Regions from separate parts of the Homo sapiens genome. Here region 2 is linked to region 1. A link is a loop called in an ENCODE intact Hi-C map of the cell type or tissue named here. Cell type or tissue: chondrocyte. All regions are shown on one strand. Each heading gives the region's core, and the rest is flanking DNA. Links, peaks and the distances in the headings are about the cores only. Region 1 overlaps MAP4 (microtubule associated protein 4). Region 2 has its middle 58 kb from the start of CDC25A.

Region 1 (9,285 bases), core at 2,781-5,280:
AGCCTCCACCTCCTGGGTTCAAGCAATTTTCCTGCCTCAGCCTCCTGAGTAGCTGGGATTACAGGTGCATACCATCTAAATAATAAAAATCAGTGCCCAGCTAGTTATTCTGTTTTTGTATTTTTAGTAGAGATAGGGTTTTACTGTGTTGGCCAGGCTGGTCTCAATCTCCTGGCTTCAAGTGATCCACCCGCCTTGGCCTCCCAAAGTGCTGGGAGATTACAGGCTGGGATTACCAAGTCCAGTTCCTACTATAGGAACCATTGAATTCCTATTTATGGTTCCTTCAGAAAAGCTGCTAAATCCTGAATTCGGCAGTGGTTATTCAAATAGTGGAATTTATAATTCCAGTAGTGTGAGATGGCATTTGCTGTGGACAACAGCTCTGTCATGCCACAGGAGCCCCTTTGGCAGCAAAGCTATCAGTTTTTGTCACGAGCCCCACACTACTTGTTTTAGTCAGGATTCTCTTAGAGGGACAGAACTAATAGGATATATCTCCAAAGGAGAGTTTATTAAGTATTGATTTACGTGATCACAAGGTCCCACAGTAGGCTGTCTGCAAGCTGAGAAGCAAGGAGAGCCAATCCGAGTCCCCAAAATGAAGAACTTGGAGTCCGATGTTCGAGGGCAGGAAGCATCCAGCACGGGAGAAAGATATAGGCTGGGAGGCTAGGCCCATCTCTTCATGTTTTTCTTCCTGCTCTATATTCGCTGGTGGCTGATTAGATGGTGCCCACCCAGTTAAGGGTGGGTCTGCCTTCCCCAGCCCACTGACTCAAATGTTAATCTCCTTTGGCAACACCCTCACAGATACACCCAGGATCAATATTGCATCCTTCAGTCCAATCAAGTTGACAGTATTAACATTACAAGTCCACTCCTTGTCAACTTGAACCCATATACATCTGAGATCGTATGTAATCTTAAAATAAAGACAATAATAAGGTCATAATTACACCTAATGTAATAAAACTATCCTTCATACAACCAGAAACACACCAATCCCCAACCCAAATACTATTACATAAAGTTAATAATACTTAAATGCTGTTATGAAATCAATAAATCTTATGTCACATGATAAAGGAAAAGGAAATATAAAGTGAAGATATTAGTACATGTGTATACATACACAAACATGTTTTTAACAAATGAAGGAGGAAATACTCATGGCAGTTACAGTCCTCATTTCTGCAGCTGGTCACGTGGTCATAGCTGGTATTGATGACTACCTTCTTCTACCCATTCTGTATTAACTTTGCCTTCCCCAAATACCTCAGCAGGTCATGGGTTTTTTTCCTGGTGGAGTGATCCAAACCTTCATTCCTGAATGGTCCGGATCATTTGTAGTCCTGCCTGGATTTGGCTGTTGTGGTTTTGCATTGACAGTAATCACAGGGCATGGTAATACGAAGAGATGCCCTAATGGGTCTCATGTATTCCATGCATACTCTTCCTTACTTCCGTTGTGAAGTTGTAGACTGATTTCATCTTGATAGTCTGGGTCAGTCACCTTAGCCAACACTGTAACTCCCCCTCTGAGCCTGTTGACTTAAAGGGAGGAGGAGCCCAAAGTGTCCAGGTGACAATCTTAACTTCCAGTTTAATGGAATCATTGTTGTGTCTCCTGGTGGCAGCATTCTTCCCTCTGGAATTAAGACCTCTAGGCCAGCAGAACATAATGTTGCAGGAGAGGAAGCAAAAATTTTGCTAGTGGATCACTAGGGGTGATGGTGAGTGGTGCCACTTCCAGTTCCACCCCTCGATTCCTGGACCTGTGAATCCTGGCTATGGGAGAAACAGTACCTTATATTGGACGCTGATTCAGAGGATACACGGCCTTCTGGAGGACTTTCCCACAGTTCTGCAAAGTATTGTCACCTAGTTGGCGTTGTAATTGTGACTTCAATAGGCCATTCCACTGTTCTGTCAATCCAGCTGCTTTAGGATGATGGAGAGCATGGTAAGACCAGTGAATTCCATGAGCATGAGCCTACTGCCGCACTTCTTTAGCTGTAAAGTGAGTGCCTTGGTCAGAGGCAATGCTGCGTGGCATACCATGATGGTGGATAAGGCATTCCATGAGTCAGCTGGGTGCGGTGGCTCACGCCTGTAATCCCAGCACTTTGGGAGGCCGAGGCAGGCAGATCACTTGAAGTCAGGAGTTCAAGACCAGCCTGGCCAACATGGTGAAACCCTGTCTCTACTGAAAATACAAAAATTAGCTGGGTGTGGTGGCGGGTGCCTGTAATCCTAGCTACTTGGGAGGCGGAGGCAGGAGAATCACTTGAACCCGGGAGGCGGATGTTGCAATGAGCCAAGATTGTGCCACTGCACTCCAGCCTGGGCAACAGAGTGAGACCCCTTCTCAAAACAACAACAACAACAACAACAACAAACCAAAAAAACATTCCACAAATGGTAGTCTTGGTAGAAGCATTGCATACAGGATAGGCGAACCCATATCCAGAGTAAGTGTCTATTTGAGTGAGGACAATCCTCTGCCCTTTCCATGATGGAAGAGGTCCAATATAATCAATCCGCCACCAGGTAGCTGGCTGATCACCCAAGGAATGGTGACATACTGAGGGCTTGGTGTCGGTCTCTGCTGCTGGCAAATTAGGCACTCAGCAGTGGCCGTAGCCAGGTCAGCCTTGGTGAGTGGAAGTCCATGTTGCTGAGCCCAAGCATTACTTCCATCCCTGCCACCATGGCCACTTTGTTGGCCATGGGCGATGGCAGGGGAAAGAGGCTGAGTGGTGTCCACAAAATGGGTCATCCTATCCACTAGATTATTAAACCCCTCCTCCGCTGAGGTCACTTGTTGGTGAGCACTCACATGGGATACAAATATCTTGTCTTTGACCACTCAGAGAGGTCCATCCACATACCTCTTCCCCAAATTTGTCACCAAGTTTCCAATCATGCTCCTTCCAAGTCCCTGACCAGCCAAACCATTGGCTACAGCCCATGAATGAGTATATAATCACACATCTGGCCATTTCTCCTTCCATTCAAAGTGCACAACCAGGTGCACTGCTCGAAGTTCTGCCCACTGGGAAGATTTCCCTTCATTGTTGTCCTTCAGGGATGTCCTAGAAAGGGGTTGTAGTGCTGCAGCTCTCCACTTTCGGGTGTTGTCTGCATATGATGCAGAACCGTCTGTGAAGCAGGCCCTAATCTTCTTTTCCTCTGTCAGCTGATCATAGGGAACTCCCCATGAGGCCATCAGTGCAGGCTGGGAGAGAGAAGGCAGGGTGGCAGGAGTGGAGGCCATGGGCATTTGAGCCACTTCCTCATGTAATTTACTTGTGCCTTCAGGACGTGCTTGAGCCCGATCACGTATATACCACTTCCATTTGATGATGGAATGCTGCTGTGCACAATCCACTGTATGGCTAGATGGGTCTGAAAGCACCCAGCTCATGATAGGCAGGGCAGTTCAGGTCGCATGGTGACTTGATGACCCATAGTCAAACATTCAATTTCCACTAAAGCCCAGTAACAGGCCAAGAGCTGACTCTCAAAAGGAGAGTAGTTAGCTGTAATCAGCACTTTGGGAGGCTGAGGTGGGCGGATCACAAGGTCAAGAGATCGAGACCATCCTGGCCAACATGGTGAAACCCCATCTTTACTAAAAATACAAAAATTAGCTGGATGTGGTGGCACGCACCTGTATTCCCAGCTACTTGGGAGGCTGAGGCAGGAGAATCGCTTGAACCTGGGAGGTGGAGGTTGCATTGAGCCGAGATCGCACCACTGCACTCCAGTTTGGCAACAGAGTGACACTGCGTCTCAAAAAAAAAAAAAAAGGAGAGTAGTTATCTGTAGAAGATGGCAGGGCCTTGCTCCAAAATCCTAGAAGTCTCCATTGCGATTCACCTATGGGAGCCTGCCAAAGACTCCAAACAACATCCCCATCTGCCACTGACACATTAAGCACCATTGGATCTGCTGGGTCATATGGCCCAGGTGGCAGAGCAGCTTGCACAGCAGCCTGGACCTGTTGCAGAGCCTTCTCCTGTTCTGGACCCCACTCAAAACTGGCAGCCTTTCAGGTCACTCAGTAAATGGGCCGGAGTAATACACCCAAATGAGGAACGTGTTGCTTCCAAAATCCAAATATGCCCACTAGGCATTGTGCCTCTTTCTTGGTTGTGGGAGAGACCAAACACAACAACTTATCCTTTAACTTAAAGGGAATATCTCAACAGGTCCCACAACACTAGATCCCTAGAAATTTTACTGAGACAGAAGGTCCCTGAATTTTAGTCGGATTTATTTCTCATCCTCTGGCATGCAAATGTCACACCAATAAGTCCAGTGTGTTTGCTATTTCTTGATCACTGGATCCAGTCAGCATAATGTCATCAATGTAATGGACCAGTGTGATATCTTGCGGAAGCGAAAAGCGATCAAGATCTCTCCAAATAAGATTATGACACAAAGCCGGAGAGTTGATATACCCCTGAGGTAGGACAGTAAAGGTATATTGCTGGCCTTGCCAGCTGAAGGCAGATTGCTTCTGATGGGCCTTATGGACAGGAATAGAGAAAAAGGCATTTGCAGAGTCAGTGGCTGCATAGCAGGTACCAGGAGATGTGTTAATTTGCTCAAGCAATGAAACCACATCTGGTAACAGCAGCAGCAATTGGAGTCACCACTTGGTTAAGCTTATGATAATCCACTATCATTCTCCAGGATCCATCTGTCTTCTGCACAGGCCAAATGAGAGAGTTAATGGGGATGTGGTGGGAATCACCACTTCTGCATCTTTCAAGTCCTTGATGGTGGCACTGATCTCTGCATACCTTCCAGGGATGTGATATTGTTTTTGATTTACTATTTTTTTAGGTAGAGGCAACTCTAAGGGCTTCTATTTGGCCTTTCCCACCATGATAGCCCTCAACCTAGCAGTCAGGGAGCCAGTGTGGGGGTTTTGCCAGCTGCTAAGTATGTCTATGCCAATTATGCATTCTGGCACTGGGGTAATGACCACAGGATGAGTCCAGGGACCCACTGGGCCCACTGTAAGTCAGACCTAAGCTAAAACTTCATTAATTACCTGACTTCCATGAGCCCCTAGTTTAACTGGAAGACCACAGTGATGTTTTAAGTCCCCTGGAGTCATCATCAGCCCAGAGCCAGTGTCCAGTAGTCCCCAAAGTGAAAGGTTGGATGGAGGTCTCCTTGGGGAAGGATGGGAGAAAGATTCACTGCATAAATTGTCAGTAAAGTAGTGGGGTCCTTTCTCAAGGGTACCTGGCCTCCCCTTCATTCAAGGGGTTCTGGGTCTGTAAACTGGCTGAAGTCTGGAAATGGATTGAGTGAGGGGCCATGATTCTCTTTTTATAATTCAAATTAGTCTTTTGTCCATTCGACCTAGAAGTTTTGTGTTTGTATAAATTAAGTGGGAATGCAGTAGGCTTCCTGTCCGTTTCACTTCTAGGAATACCGTGATTAATTAGCCAATGCCAGAGCTCTACATGAGTCAGACTATTCTGATTGTCACTTTGCCTCTGCTGTCCATTACGGTAGCTACGCCCACCTTGCCTTTGATGGTTGAGTGCTGCTACTTGGCCCCTGCCACCTTGGGATCCAGTTATTCCCCTCGTATTTCAATTTTGTAATTGAGTGACTGCGGTTCTCACCATTAGGTCTGACATGCAGAGAAGAGCAATTACAGGGCTCTTCAAAGATTCAAGTGCTGCCCTCACAAATCTATTTCACAAGGCATTGGTCAAGGGTATATCTTCTGGACCCTCCCAGCTGGGATGAGTAGGTCTAAAGTGAGTAATCCACTCCACCACCTCAATCTCCCTAAGCTTTTGGATGCCTTCCTCTACATTAAACCAAGAGATATCAGGCATTTCCAGCTCCCTCACAGTGGGCCATCTTTTAATGCATATTTCAGCTAACCAAGCAAATAAACTATTAGAACCTTATTTTAACTCCCCGAGCTGCAACATTAAATGCAGAGTCCCTACTTAGTGGGCCCAAATCAATAAATTCAGCCTGATCCAACTCTATGTTCCTTCCACCATTATCCCATACCCTTAATACCCATTCCCATGCCTGTTCTCCAGATTGCTGTTTATATAAATTAGAGAACAGTTCTTTTTTTTTTCTTAGAGGGAGTCTCGTTCTGTTGCCAGGTTAGAGTGCAGTGGCACAATCTCAGCTCACTGCAACCTCCGCCTCCCGGGTTCATGCAATTCTCCTGCCTCAGCCTGCCGAGTAGCTGGGATTACAGGGGTGCACCACCACGCCCGGCTAATTTTTTGTATTTTTAGTAGAGACAGGGTTTCACTATGTTGGCCAGACTGGTCTTGAACTCCTGACCTCGTGATCCGCCCACCTCGGCCTCACAAAGTATTGGGATTACAGGCGTGAGCCACCGTGCCTGGCCGAGAACAGTTCTTTTTGAGTGTAGCGCACCTCCTCCTGGGTCACACTCTCAACCTCACCTCTAGGGACCTGTGGGACTTGAGTTATAGGTCTAGAAGCAAATGGGTGTTGCAGGTACCTTCTAAGGAGAATCAACATTATCTTGCCTGGCAACTGCCTGAGAGGAGGCCATGACTCTTGCCTCAGGCAGCTCAGGGTTTATGTCCGTAGACAAAGATGGAAAGGTTGATGGCGGGGATGGGGGGTTATGCTGCCACTATGGGGGATGGGGAAGCTGTTCCTTCTGGCAAAAAAAGTTCACCAGAGTTTATAAACTCAGTGTTCCCAGCTTCATCAGGGTCCTCCCACACATCCCCATTCCAAGTTTCTGGGTCTCATTCTTTTCCAATCAATGCCCTCACTTTAGCAGTAGACACCTCAGGTGGCTGTGCATGCATCTTTTGTTGCAGGTCAGCCACTCGCATGATAAGAGCTTATGTCTGTTTTTCCACAATTTCAGCTCTTTCTCAACAGGAGCTAAGACTCTCACTCAGGGCAATCTTAGCAGATTTGAGACTCAGTATCTGCTTCTGAAGCCAGGAAACAGAATCCCTGAGTTCATCATTTTCTTTCATCACTTTGTTCACTGAACTTAGGAGCAACCAACCAGCTTCATTATGTTCGTTGGTTTTCCACATATGGTCAAAGGTATTATGTATAGAGTCACTAAAGTCCTTACCTTTCATGAGCAGTGAATCAGGAGTGTCAAATGCATTTATTTTGCATAACTCTCTAAATAGTTCACGCCAAGGACTATGAATGTTCTCCATGCTATTAGAAGTAGAGTCCTCAGCATTTTTGGATCAATCATATTAAGCAGCCAACTCCAGAAACCCCCAAACCAACAAAAGAACTCCATCCTTAACATTCTGTTCCTCTGGAACCACTCCTGGTACCAGAGTCTGTGTTAGTCTGGGGTCAGAGTTTTCTTAGAGGAACAGAACTAATAGGATATATATGTATGTTTATAAAAAGAGGAATTTAGTAAGTATTGACTTACACAATCACAGGGTCCCACAAAAGGCTGTCTGCAAGCTGAGGAGCGAGGAAAGCCAGTCCAAGTCCCAAAACTGAAGAACGTGGAGTCCGATGTTCGAGGGCAGAAAGTATCCAGCACAGGAGAAAGATGTAGACTGGGAGGCTAGGCCCCTCTTGCCTCTTCATATTTTTCTGCCTGCTTTATGTTCGCTGGTGGCTGATTAGATGGTGCCCACCCAATTAAGGGTGTGTCTGCCTTCCCCAGCCCACTGACTCAAATGTTAATCTCCTTTGGCAACACCCTCACAGACACACCCAGGATCAATGTTGCATCCTTTATTCCAATCAAGTTGATGCTCAGTGTTAACCATCACACTAATAAAAGTGTAATTCTTGCTGACCAAACTGAGCTGTGGGCTAAGATGGGAGTGGAAACAGCTCTAGACAAAAGGGCCATAGACTCTTCCTGGTCTTAACCAAAGCTCAAGCAGATTTCGAGAATGCAAAGCTTCTCAACTTGTGTTCTACAGTTTGTTGATGTCCAGTGCTTTGGAATGGCTGATCATAACAGTTTTGTACAATTTAATATGTTTTTTTTTTTTTTTTTTTTGAGAAGGAGTCTCACTCTGTCACCCAGGCTGGAGTGCAGTGGCGCGATCTCTGCTCACTGCAACCTCCACCTCCTGGGTTCAAGCGATTCTCCTGCCTCAGCCTCCCGAGCAGCTGGGATTACAGGTGCCCACCACCATGCTTGGCTAATATTTTGTATTTTTAGTAGAGAGGAGGTTTCACCATGTTAACCAGGATGGTCTCGATCTTCTGACTTTGTGATCTGCCTACGTCAGCCTCCCAAAGTGCTGGGATTACAGGTGTGAGCCATTGCGCCCGGCCCATATTTACTTTTTTATGGAGAAGATTCAACAGCTTCTTTATGACATCTATTATTAAACTCTCTCAGTGCGTGTCTTTCTTTGACATAATTTGCTCTTGTCGCTATTTTTCTTCTAACAGACTGATTAAATTGGATTTAACTTTATTATAGTTATTAGATATTTCTAAATGGAATTAAATTTATTTATTTATTTATTTATTTATTTATTTATTTATTTTTGGCCTTAATGTTAACAGCCAGAGTGTGATTTATTTTTTACTTATTTATTTAAAAGTTTTTAAATTTAATTTTTGTTTTTTGAGACAAATTTTCTGTCACCCAGGCTGGAGTACAGTGGTGCAATCTCGGCTCACTGCAACCTCCACCTCCCAGGTTCCAGTGATTCTCATGCCTCAGCCTCCTAACTGGGACCACAAGTATGTGATACCACGCCCAGCTAATTTTTGTGTTTTTAGTAGAAATGGGGTTTCACCGTGTTGGCCAGGCTGGTCTCGAACTCCTGGCCTCAAGTGATCCAGCTGCCTCAGGCTCTCAAATTGTTGGGGTTACAGGCATGAGCCTCTGTACCCTATTTATTTTTTATTTTTATTTTTAAAAATTTTTTGAGACAGGGTCTCACTCTGTCACCCAGGCTGGAGTACAGTGGTGCCATCACAATCATGGCTCACTGCAGTCTTAAACTCCCGGGTTCAAGCGATTGTGACACTTCAGCTTCCTGAGTAGCTAGGACTATAAGTGTATGCCACCGTACCCAGCTAATTTTTTTTTAGTTTTTGTAGAGGCAGGGTCTCAGTATGTTGCCTAGCTGGTCTTGAATTCCTAGTCTCAAGTAATCCTCCCACTTCAGCCTCTGAAAGTGCTGGGATTACAGGTGTGAACCACCACGCCTGGCTCAGAGTGTGATTTTTTTTTTCTTTTTTTTTTCTTTTTGAGACTAGAGTCTTGCTCTGTCACCCAGGCTAGAG
Region 2 (9,285 bases), core at 3,425-5,924, 120 kb before region 1:
CACTGCAGAGTGGGAAGGGGTGGGTTGGTAAATTAGGATTTACTCTTTTTTTTTATTTGAGACAGTCTCACTCTGTCACCCAGGCTAGAGTGTAGCGGCAGGATCTCGGCTCACTGCAACCTCTGCCTCCCAGATTCAAGCAATTATCTGCCTCAGCCTCCCAAGTAGCTGGGACTACAGGGGCCGCCACCACACCTGGCTAATTTTTGTATTTTTAGTAGAGACGGAGTTTCACCATCTTGGCCAGGCTGGTCTTGAACTCCTGACCTTATGATCCACCGGCCTTGGCCTCCCAAAGTGCTGGGATTACAGGCATGAGCCACCATGCCTGGCCAGGATTTACTCTTAAAAATAGCACTTAAAGAGGCTGGGCACAGTGGCTCATGCCTGTAATCCCAGCACTTTGGGAGGCCGAGGCGGGTGGATCACCTGAGGTCAGTAGTTTGAGACCAGCCTGCCCAACATGGAGAAACACTGTCTCTACTAAAACTACAAAATTAGCTGGGCATGGTGGCACATGCCTGTAATCCCAGCTACTCAGGAGGCTGAGGCAGGAGAGTTGCTTGAACCCCAGAGGCGGAGGTTGTAGTGAGCCAAGATTGCACCATTCCACTCCAGCCTGGGCAACAAGAGCAAAACTCCTTCTCAAAAAACAAAACAAAACAAAAAAACATTTAAAGGCTGGGTGCAGTGGCTCACGCCTGTAATACCAGCACTTTGGGAGGCCAAGGTGGGCGCATCACTTGAGGTCAGGAGTCCGAGACCAGCCTGGCCAATATGGTGAAACCCTGCCTCTACTAAAAATGCAAAGAATTAGCCAGCCGTAGTGGTGTGCACCTGTGGTCCCAGCTACTTGGGAGGCTGAGGCAGGAGAATTGCTTGAACCTGGAGGTGGAGGTTGCAGTGAGCTGAGATCACACCACTGCACTCCAACCTGGGCAACAAGAGCAAAACTATGTCTCAAAATAATAATAATAGTAATAATAATAATAGGCCGGGCACGGTGGCTCATGCCTGTAATCCTAGCACTTTGGGAGGCCGAGGCAGGCGGATTGCTTGAGCTCAGGAGTTCAAGACCAGCCAGGGCAACACAGTGAAACCCTCCCTCTACTAAAATGCAAAACATCAGCTGGGCATGGTGGTGTGTGCCTGTAGTCCCAGCTACTCCAGAGGCTGAGGCAGGAGAATCACTTGAACCCGAGAGGCAGAGGTTGCAGTGAGCTGAGATTATGCCATTGCACTCCAGCCTGGGCAACAGAGCAAGACTCCATCTCAAAAATAAAAAATAGGCCAGGCACAGTGGCTCACGCCTGTAATCCCAGCACTTTGGGAGGCTGAGGCAGGCAGATCACCTGAGGGAGTTTGAGACCAGCCTGACCAACATGGAGAAACCTCGTCTCTATTAAAAATACAAAATTAGGCCGGGTGCGGTGGCTCACGCCTGTAATCCCAGCTACTTGGGAGGCTGAGGCAGGAGAATTGCTTGAACCCGGGAGGCAGAGGTTGCAGTGAGCCAAGATCTCGCCATTGCACTCCAGCCTGAGCAACAAGAGCGAAACTCCGTCTCAAGGAAAAAAAAAAATACAAAATTAGCCAGGCATGTTGGTGCATGCCTGTAATCCCAGCTACTCAGGAGGCTGAGGCAGGAGAATCCCTTGAACCCAGGGGGCAGAAGTTGCGGTTATCCGAGATCATGCCATTGCACTCCAGCCTGGGTAACAAGAGTGAAACTCCATCTCAAAAAAATAAAATAAAATAAAAAAGCACAATGCTCCCACAAAAGCTTGTACATGAATGGTCGTAGCAGCTTTACTCATAAAACTAGAAACAGGCCGGGTACGGTGGCTCACACCTGTAATCCCAGTACTTTGGGAGGCTGAGGTGGGCAGATCGCTTGAGCCCAGGAGTTTAAGACAAGCCTGGGCAACATGAGGAAACCCTGTCTTTACTAAAAATACAAAAATTAGCTGGGCATGTGGCATGTGCTATAGTCCCAGCTACGTGGGAGGCTGAGGCAGGAGGGTCACTTGAGCCTGGGAGACAGAGGCTACAGTGAGCTGAGATCATGCCACTGCCCTCCAGCCTGAGTGACAAAGAGAGTCTCTGCCTCAAAATAAAATAAAATAAAAAGGCCAGGCGTGGTGGCTCATGCCTGTAATCCCAGCACTTTGGGAGGCCGAGGTGGGCAGATCACGAGGTCAGGAGTTAATAGTGAAACCCCATCTCCACTAAAAACAAAATACAAAAATTAGCCAGGCGTGGTGGCGCGTGCTTGTAACCCCAGCTACTATGGAGGCTGAGGCAGGAGAATTGCTTGAACCCAGGAGGCGGAGGTTGCTGTGAGCCGAGATTGCACCACTGCACTCCAGCCTGGGCGACACAGCGAGACTCCGTCTCAAAAAAAAAAAAAAACTGGGGAAAAATACCCTGGAAACAGCTCAAATGTCACTGGTGAGTGAATAAACTGTGGTACATCCATGCAATGGGAAGTTACTCAGCAGTAGAAAGGAGTGAGCTACTGATGACATACTGATACTGATGCATGGATGAACCTCTCTGAAAAATGCCAGACACAACAGCCCACACCTTGTATGAGTCCATATATGTGACATTCCTAGAAATGGTGAAACATAGAGCCAGAATGCAGAATAGGGGTTGCCTGCAGTTTGGAGTGGACATGAGAGTTGACTGCAAATGGGCCAGAGGGAAGTTTTTAGGATAATGGGAATGTTCTAAAACTGGATTTTGGTGATGGTTATACAACCCTCTACATTTACTAAAACTCATTAAACTGTACATTGAAAATGGGTGAATTTTATGGTACGTAAATTATATATCAATAAAGCTATTAAGAAAAACTACCGACCGGGGGCAGTGGCTCATGCTTGTAATCCCAACACTTTGGGAGGCCAAGCCAGGTGGATCACAAGGTCAAGAGATCGAGACCATCCTGGCCAACATGGTAAAACCCCATCTCTACTAAAAATACAAAAATTAGCTGGGCGTGGTGGCACATGCCTGTAGTCCCAGCTACTCGGGAGGCTGAGGCAGGAGAATCGCTTGAACCAGGGAGGAAGAGGTTGTAGTGAGCCGAGATCATGCCATTGCACTCTAGCCTGGCGACAGAGCAAGACTGTTTTAAAACAAAAAACAAAACAAAAAAAAAACAAAGACAAACACAAAAAACAACACCTGCACTTTGGGAGGCTGAGGAGAGCGGATTGCCTGAGGTCAGGAGTTCTAGACCAGTCTGAACAACATAGTGAAACCCTGCCTGTACTAAAAATACAAAATTAGCTGGGTGTGGTGGCACACGTCTGTAATTCCAGCTACTCGGGAGGCTGAGACAGGAGAATTACTTGAAACCAGGAGGCAGAGGTTGCAGTGAGCCAAGATCGTGCCATTGCACTCCAGCCTGGGCAACAAGAGTGAAACTCCTTCTCAAAAAAACAAAAAACTGGCTGGGCGCAGTGGCTCATGCCTGTAATCCCAGCACTTTGGGAGGCCGAGGCAGGTGGATCACCTGAGGTCAGGTGTTCGAGACCAGCCTCAACGTGGAGAAACCCCGTCTCTACTACAAATACAAAATTAGCCGGGCGTGGTGGTGCATGCCTGTAATCCCAGCTACTTGGGAGGCTGAGGCAGGAGAAGTGCTTGAACCTGGGAGGCAGAGGTTGCGGTGAGCCAAGATCATGCCATTGCACTCCAGCCTAGGCAACAAGAGTGAAACTCCGTCTCAAAAAAAAAAAACAAAAAACTACCTGGGGCCGGCGCAATGCCTCACACCTGTAATCCCTACACTTTGGGAGGCCAAGGCAGAGGGATCACTTGAGGTCAGGAGTTTCTAAGGCAATGGTTCTCAAAGTGTGGCTCCTGGAGCAGCCGCAGCAGCAGGCCCGGGAGCCTGTTAGAAATGCAAACCTCAGGATCTGAATCGGAGGCTTTGGTGGTGGTGAGGCCCCGCGATCTGCGCTTTAATAACCCTCCAGTGGTTCTGAAGTCTGAGAATCCTGGTGTAATGGAAAGGTGAAGGAGAGCGGAAGGTCATCTCAGGTGCACCTACTGTGCATAGCCACCTGACATGCCCCAAGTCGAATCACCTTCACAGCAACCCAATGAGTCCATATTATAGGCCCCATTCTATAGACAAGGAAACTAAGGCTCCAGGAGACTGGGAGACTTGCCAGTTACTAAGGAGGCAGAGCTGGAATCAAACCGCCACGTTTCTGATTCAAAACCTGTCCCCTCTACTATCCCAGAGGGTCTTGTGAACGTGAGCAAGTGAAACTCAAAGTGCCTGGAAGTCCAGGGAGGGGACAGGAGAATGAGAATAAATACAGCTCCTTCAGGTTCTATCTTGGAACAAAGTGTGGGTATAAAGAAATAAACACTCACCGTGGCCCAGTGTTTTCCTCAAGGCTGAGCAGTGGCCCTTGTTTAAGGCTATATTGTTTATTCCTGGGGGATGAGGGGGTGGGGTAATTAGAACTAGCTGCTTGGACAGAAGCCCAGAAGGTCCCAGCTCAGTTCCTTGGGAGCCTGGAATGTGAAGGGTTGGGGACACAGCAAGGAACTCAGAGATCCTGGCCAGAGAGCATAAGGGCTGCTGGAGCCCTGGGAGGGTGGGCCTGTGGTTTATACATGCACGGATGACATAATGTCTGCCTGGCCTGCCCCTCCCACTCCAAGTGGCCCTGCCCTGGCTTTGCCCTGGCGTTCAGGGGTGGGCTTCATCCCAGAGCTACTCAGGAAACTGAGGCCAATCAGCTGGGGCCTCCCTGCGTAAGCCCAGGGCTGCCAGAATCTTGGACCGCCCACGGCCACGCACATGGGGTCACTTCCTTTCATCATTCAGCACTAGCTGCTGCTGTCTGTTGGCCTTGTGTGGACTTTCCAGCAGTTCCCATCGCCTGCTTTTCCCACCACGATCATCTCATTGTTCACTGTCAGACTTGGCCAAACACAGAGACTCTTTTAACCCAACTATTCAGAATGTGCAGAGAAGGGAAGGGATTTACCCTAGGAGAAGGGCAGGGGCAAAACCAGAATCTAGAAGCCCCAGCCAAGTTGCTATTTAATAATAATTTTCCCTATCATTCACGTAGTTTCATCCTTGTTATCTTCCTTGACCCTCTCAGTAACTTTGTGGACGGAGGGTTTATGACTGTTTTATTTATAGATGAGCAACTTGGGGTTTATAGAGCTTAACCAACTTGCTCAAGATCACCCATTAGTAAGTGACAAAGCCAGTGCTTACAACCAGATGCCCTGGCCTCAAATTACTTGCTCAGGCTTCATTCCTGATGATATGAACAACAGCCACAGTGGCCAGGAGTCCAGGAGGAGCCTTAGAGGAATCATGTTAGGTGCAGCCCCCTTGGATTCTATCTTGGAAGAAAGTGTGGGCATTTCTCTTGTTCATTGGCTGAACAAGGTCCTCTCCAATGACTTTCCCATCTAAATTGGGCAAGCTAGTCCCCAGCTTGAGCAAGTGACCTGAGCGAGAATGGATTCTTCCTGCTGAGAACAGGGCTAGGTGATTGTGTGTGACCTGCCTCCAAGGGCCATGCTCCGCCTCTCAGCAATCTGTTCTGTCCACTATTTTCTTTTCCATGTTTCTTTGCGTATTGTAGGTGACAAAACCCACAGTCTGTCATGGCCAACTTATGTCCCCCTCCAATAGAACTAAAATATGATGATGATGATCGATCCTGATTCCACTTATCAAGGGCACATTGGGTTCTGGTACCATCATACATCACCTGAAGGCCTTGCAGCTCATCAGTGAAGGAACCATGACTGGAACCCAGTACAGCATGACTTTGGGTAATACTTTTTTTTTTTTTGAGAAGGAGTCTCATTTTGTCATCCAGGTTGGAGTGCAGTGGCACGATCTCAGCTCACTGCAACCTCTGCCTCCGGGGTTCAAGCCATTCTCCTGCCTCAGCCTCCCAAGTAGCTCAGATTACAGGCATCTGCCACCACGCCTGGCTAATTTTTGTATTTTTAGTAGAGTCGGGGTTTCACCATGTTGGCCGGCCTGGTCTCGAACTCCTGACCTCAGGTGATCTGCCTGCCTTGGCCTCCCAAAGTGCTAGGATTACAGGCATGAGCCACTGCGCCCAGCCTTCTGTCTCCTATTTCTAAGGAAGGTCGCTGAGCACAAATATGGGTCTTGGGTATGGGCAGGTATATAACCTGGCTGCTGCATGGTGCCTTGTGGCTTCTCAGCCAAGTTCTCTGAGCCAGGAACTTCCATATATAAACCAGTTAAACATACCCCTGGGCAGGGTTTTTCTCACCTGGGTGCCCCAGAGAGAGAAATCAGGCTGCACACCCCTCTGCTGATTGCTTGGGATTCCCCACTGACATCAGTGCTGATCTCTGGGCAGGTTCTGGGGTGGTGATGCATGCCAGGAGAAATGCTTGGAGGTGGCTTTCACCCAGATTGTTTGGACAGGGAGGGGAGTAGCCTGTTGTAATGCAGAAGGTAGATGTGTGCTCCTAGCTATGGTCTCATGTGCCCTGAGTTCGTCTCTTCTTTTTTTCTTTTTTTCTTTTTTTTGAGACAGAGTCACACAGGCTAGAGTGCAGTGGCGGGATCTCGGCTCACTGCAACCTCCACCTCCCAGGTTCAAGTCATTCTCCTGCCTCAGCCTCCCAAGTAGCTGGGATTACAGGCATGCGCCACCAAGCCCAGGTAAGTTTTGTATTTTCAGTAGACACTGGGTTTCACTACACTGGCCAGGCTGTTCTCAAACTCCTGGCCTCAGGTGATCTGCCTGCCTCAGCCTCCCAAAGTGGTGAGAGTACAGGCACGAGCCACCGCACCCAGCCCTGAGCTCATCTCTTCTGACCCACTTGCCCCTTGTGCTGGACGTTCCAGGCCAAGAAAGGGTGCTGACCAAAGGCCATAGGCCTTCTCTCTCCCTTTTTTTTTTTTTGAGATGAGGTCTTGCTATGATTTTTTGTTTGTTTGTTTTTTTGTTTTTTTGAGATGGAGTTTCACTCTTGTTGCCCACGCTGGAGTGCAATGGCGCAATCTTGGCTCACTGCAACCTCCACCTCCCAGGTTCAAGCGATTCTCCTGCCTCAGCCTCCTGAGCAGCTGGGATTACAGGTGCCCACCACCAAGTCTGGCTAATTTTTGTATTTTTAGTAGAGATGGGGTTTCACATGTTGGCCAGGCTGGTCTTGAATTCTTGAGCTCAGGTGATCCGCCCACCTCAGTCTCCCAAAGTATTAGGATTATAGGCGTGAGCCACCATGCCCGGCCAAGGGGTCTTGCTATGTTGCCCAGGCTGGTCCTGAACTCCTGGATTCATGGAATTGGCCTGCCTCAGCCCCCCAAAGTGCTGGGATTACAGGTGTGAGCCACTGTTCCAGGCCTACTTATCTTTTTTTTTTTTTTGAGACAGGGTCTTGCTCTATCACCCAGTCTGGAGTGCAGTGGTACAATCATGGCTCCCTGTAGCCTCGAACTCCTGGTCTCAAGTGATCCTCCTGCCTCAGCCTCCCCAGTAGCTGGGGCTACATGTGCATGCCACCAATCCTGGCTAATTAAAAAAAAAATTTTTGTTTCCTTAAAGATGGGACCTCGTTTGGTCTCAAACTCCTGGCCTTCAGTGATCTTCCCATCTGTGCCTCCCATAGCGCTGGGATTACAGGTGTGAGCCACCATGCCCAGCCTACCAAAATTTTAGAGAAGTGAACAAAAAGTATTGAGAGGGCTTAATGCTTGCATTTAAACGCTAACACTGAGGGACTCCAGAAAGACAAGCTGGCACTTCAAAAAGTGCCACTCTTTACTTCTTTGAAACCCTACCCCCTACTGAGTCTTAGACAGGATGAGGTCTGTTGGGTAATGTGATTTGATTCATTTACTTAGCACACGTGTGGGTCTCTCTTATGATGAGCATCAGGTACAGGGTTACTAATATTATTTGCTTTGCTTAATAAAGGAATAATTTATATACAGTGAAAGGTAATATGTATACAACTCAATTAATTTTAACTACATATATATTAATTTTTTTTTTTTTGAGATGGAGTCTCACTGTATCACCCAGGCTGGAGTGCAGTGGTGCGATCTCAGCTCACTGCAACCTCCACCTCCCAGGTTTAAGCGGTTTTCCTGCCTCAGCCTCCCAAGTAGGTGGGATTACAGGCATGCACTACCAATCCTGGCTAATTTTTGTATTTTTAGTAGAGACGGGGTTTCACCATGTTGGCCAGCCTGGTCTCAAACTCCTGACCTCAGGTGATCCTCCCACCTCAGCCCCCCAAAGTGCTAGGATTATAGGCGTGAGCCACCTTGCCCAGCCTTAACTACATATACATTAATTTTAACCACTACACTCTGTAGGTGTTTACACCGTAGACATTAGTGCCAATTGCCTGGGATTTCCCACTGACATCATTGCTGTTCTCTGGTTCTGGGGAGATGTGTAGTACCTAGATAAAGAAAGTTCAATGGCCAGGTGCATGGTGGCAAACACCTGTAATCCCAGCTACTTGGGAGGCTGAGGCAGAAGAATCGCTTGAACCAAGGACGCGGAGGTTGCAGTGAGCCAAGATCGCACCATTGCACTCCCACCTGGGCAACAAGAGTGAAAGTCCATTTAAAAAAAAAAAAAAGGGTCGGGCGCAGTGGCTCACACCTGTAATGCCAGCACTTTGGGAGGCCAAGGCAGGCGGATCACCTGAGGTCGGGAGTTTGAGACCAACCTGACCAACATGGAGAAATCCTGTTTTTACTAAAATACAAAAAATCAGCTGGGCGTGGTGGTGTGCACCTGTAATCCCAGCTACTCAGGAGGCTGAGGCAGGACAATTGCTTGAACCTGGGAGGCTGAGGTTGTGGTGAGCCGAATCGCACCATTGCACTCCAGCCTGGGCAACGAGAGCGAAACTCCATCTCAAAAAAAAAAAAAAAAGAAGAAGCAGAGAGGTAAACAGGCCCATATAGGGTAAGCACATTCAGAGAAGTAGGGGCAGAAAGTGGGAGAAGACCCCAACAATGTTGAAGGACATTTGAATGGGGAAATGAGCAAACAAAGTTTACATGTACAATCTCCAGCGCACTTTAGCCGCCCCACAGAGCTCACAGAGTTCTTGTGGGACAGTCCACACCCATCTGAAAAGCTGTATGCCAACACCAAGTGGCATTAGAAAGGTCTCACCATCTGCAGGGCAGAGACAGTATCTGCTGCTATGGTCAGTGGGGGGTCTCCCCAGGCCTCAGCTCTCCTGCGTGGCTTCTGATGCCTGCTGAGCACCATACCA

What was found. Hi-C counts contacts between places; a loop is a spot of excess contacts. Peaks named below come from ENCODE experiments on the same cell type or tissue, not always from the same donor. Only the 100,000 strongest peaks of a DNase experiment are listed, where the experiment ranks them.
Region 2: it touches region 1 in a loop (2.5-fold over the local background); 3 of 110 quality-filtered maps call a loop at or near these places.

Annotation. Positions count from the first base shown.
Region 1 is chr3:48,002,207-48,011,491 of GRCh38, reverse strand. The region is part of intron 1 of MAP4 (microtubule associated protein 4); the gene reads left to right. Among named protein-coding and RNA genes, the nearest start is that of MAP4, 9.6 kb to the left of the region's middle. In chondrocyte, for the core only: no CTCF peak of the experiment used is centred there; no DNase peak of the experiment used is centred there.
Region 2 is chr3:48,126,067-48,135,351 of GRCh38, reverse strand. No RefSeq gene overlaps it. Among named protein-coding and RNA genes, the nearest start is that of CDC25A, 58 kb to the left of the region's middle. In chondrocyte, for the core only: no CTCF peak of the experiment used is centred there; a DNase peak (open chromatin) is centred at 4,688.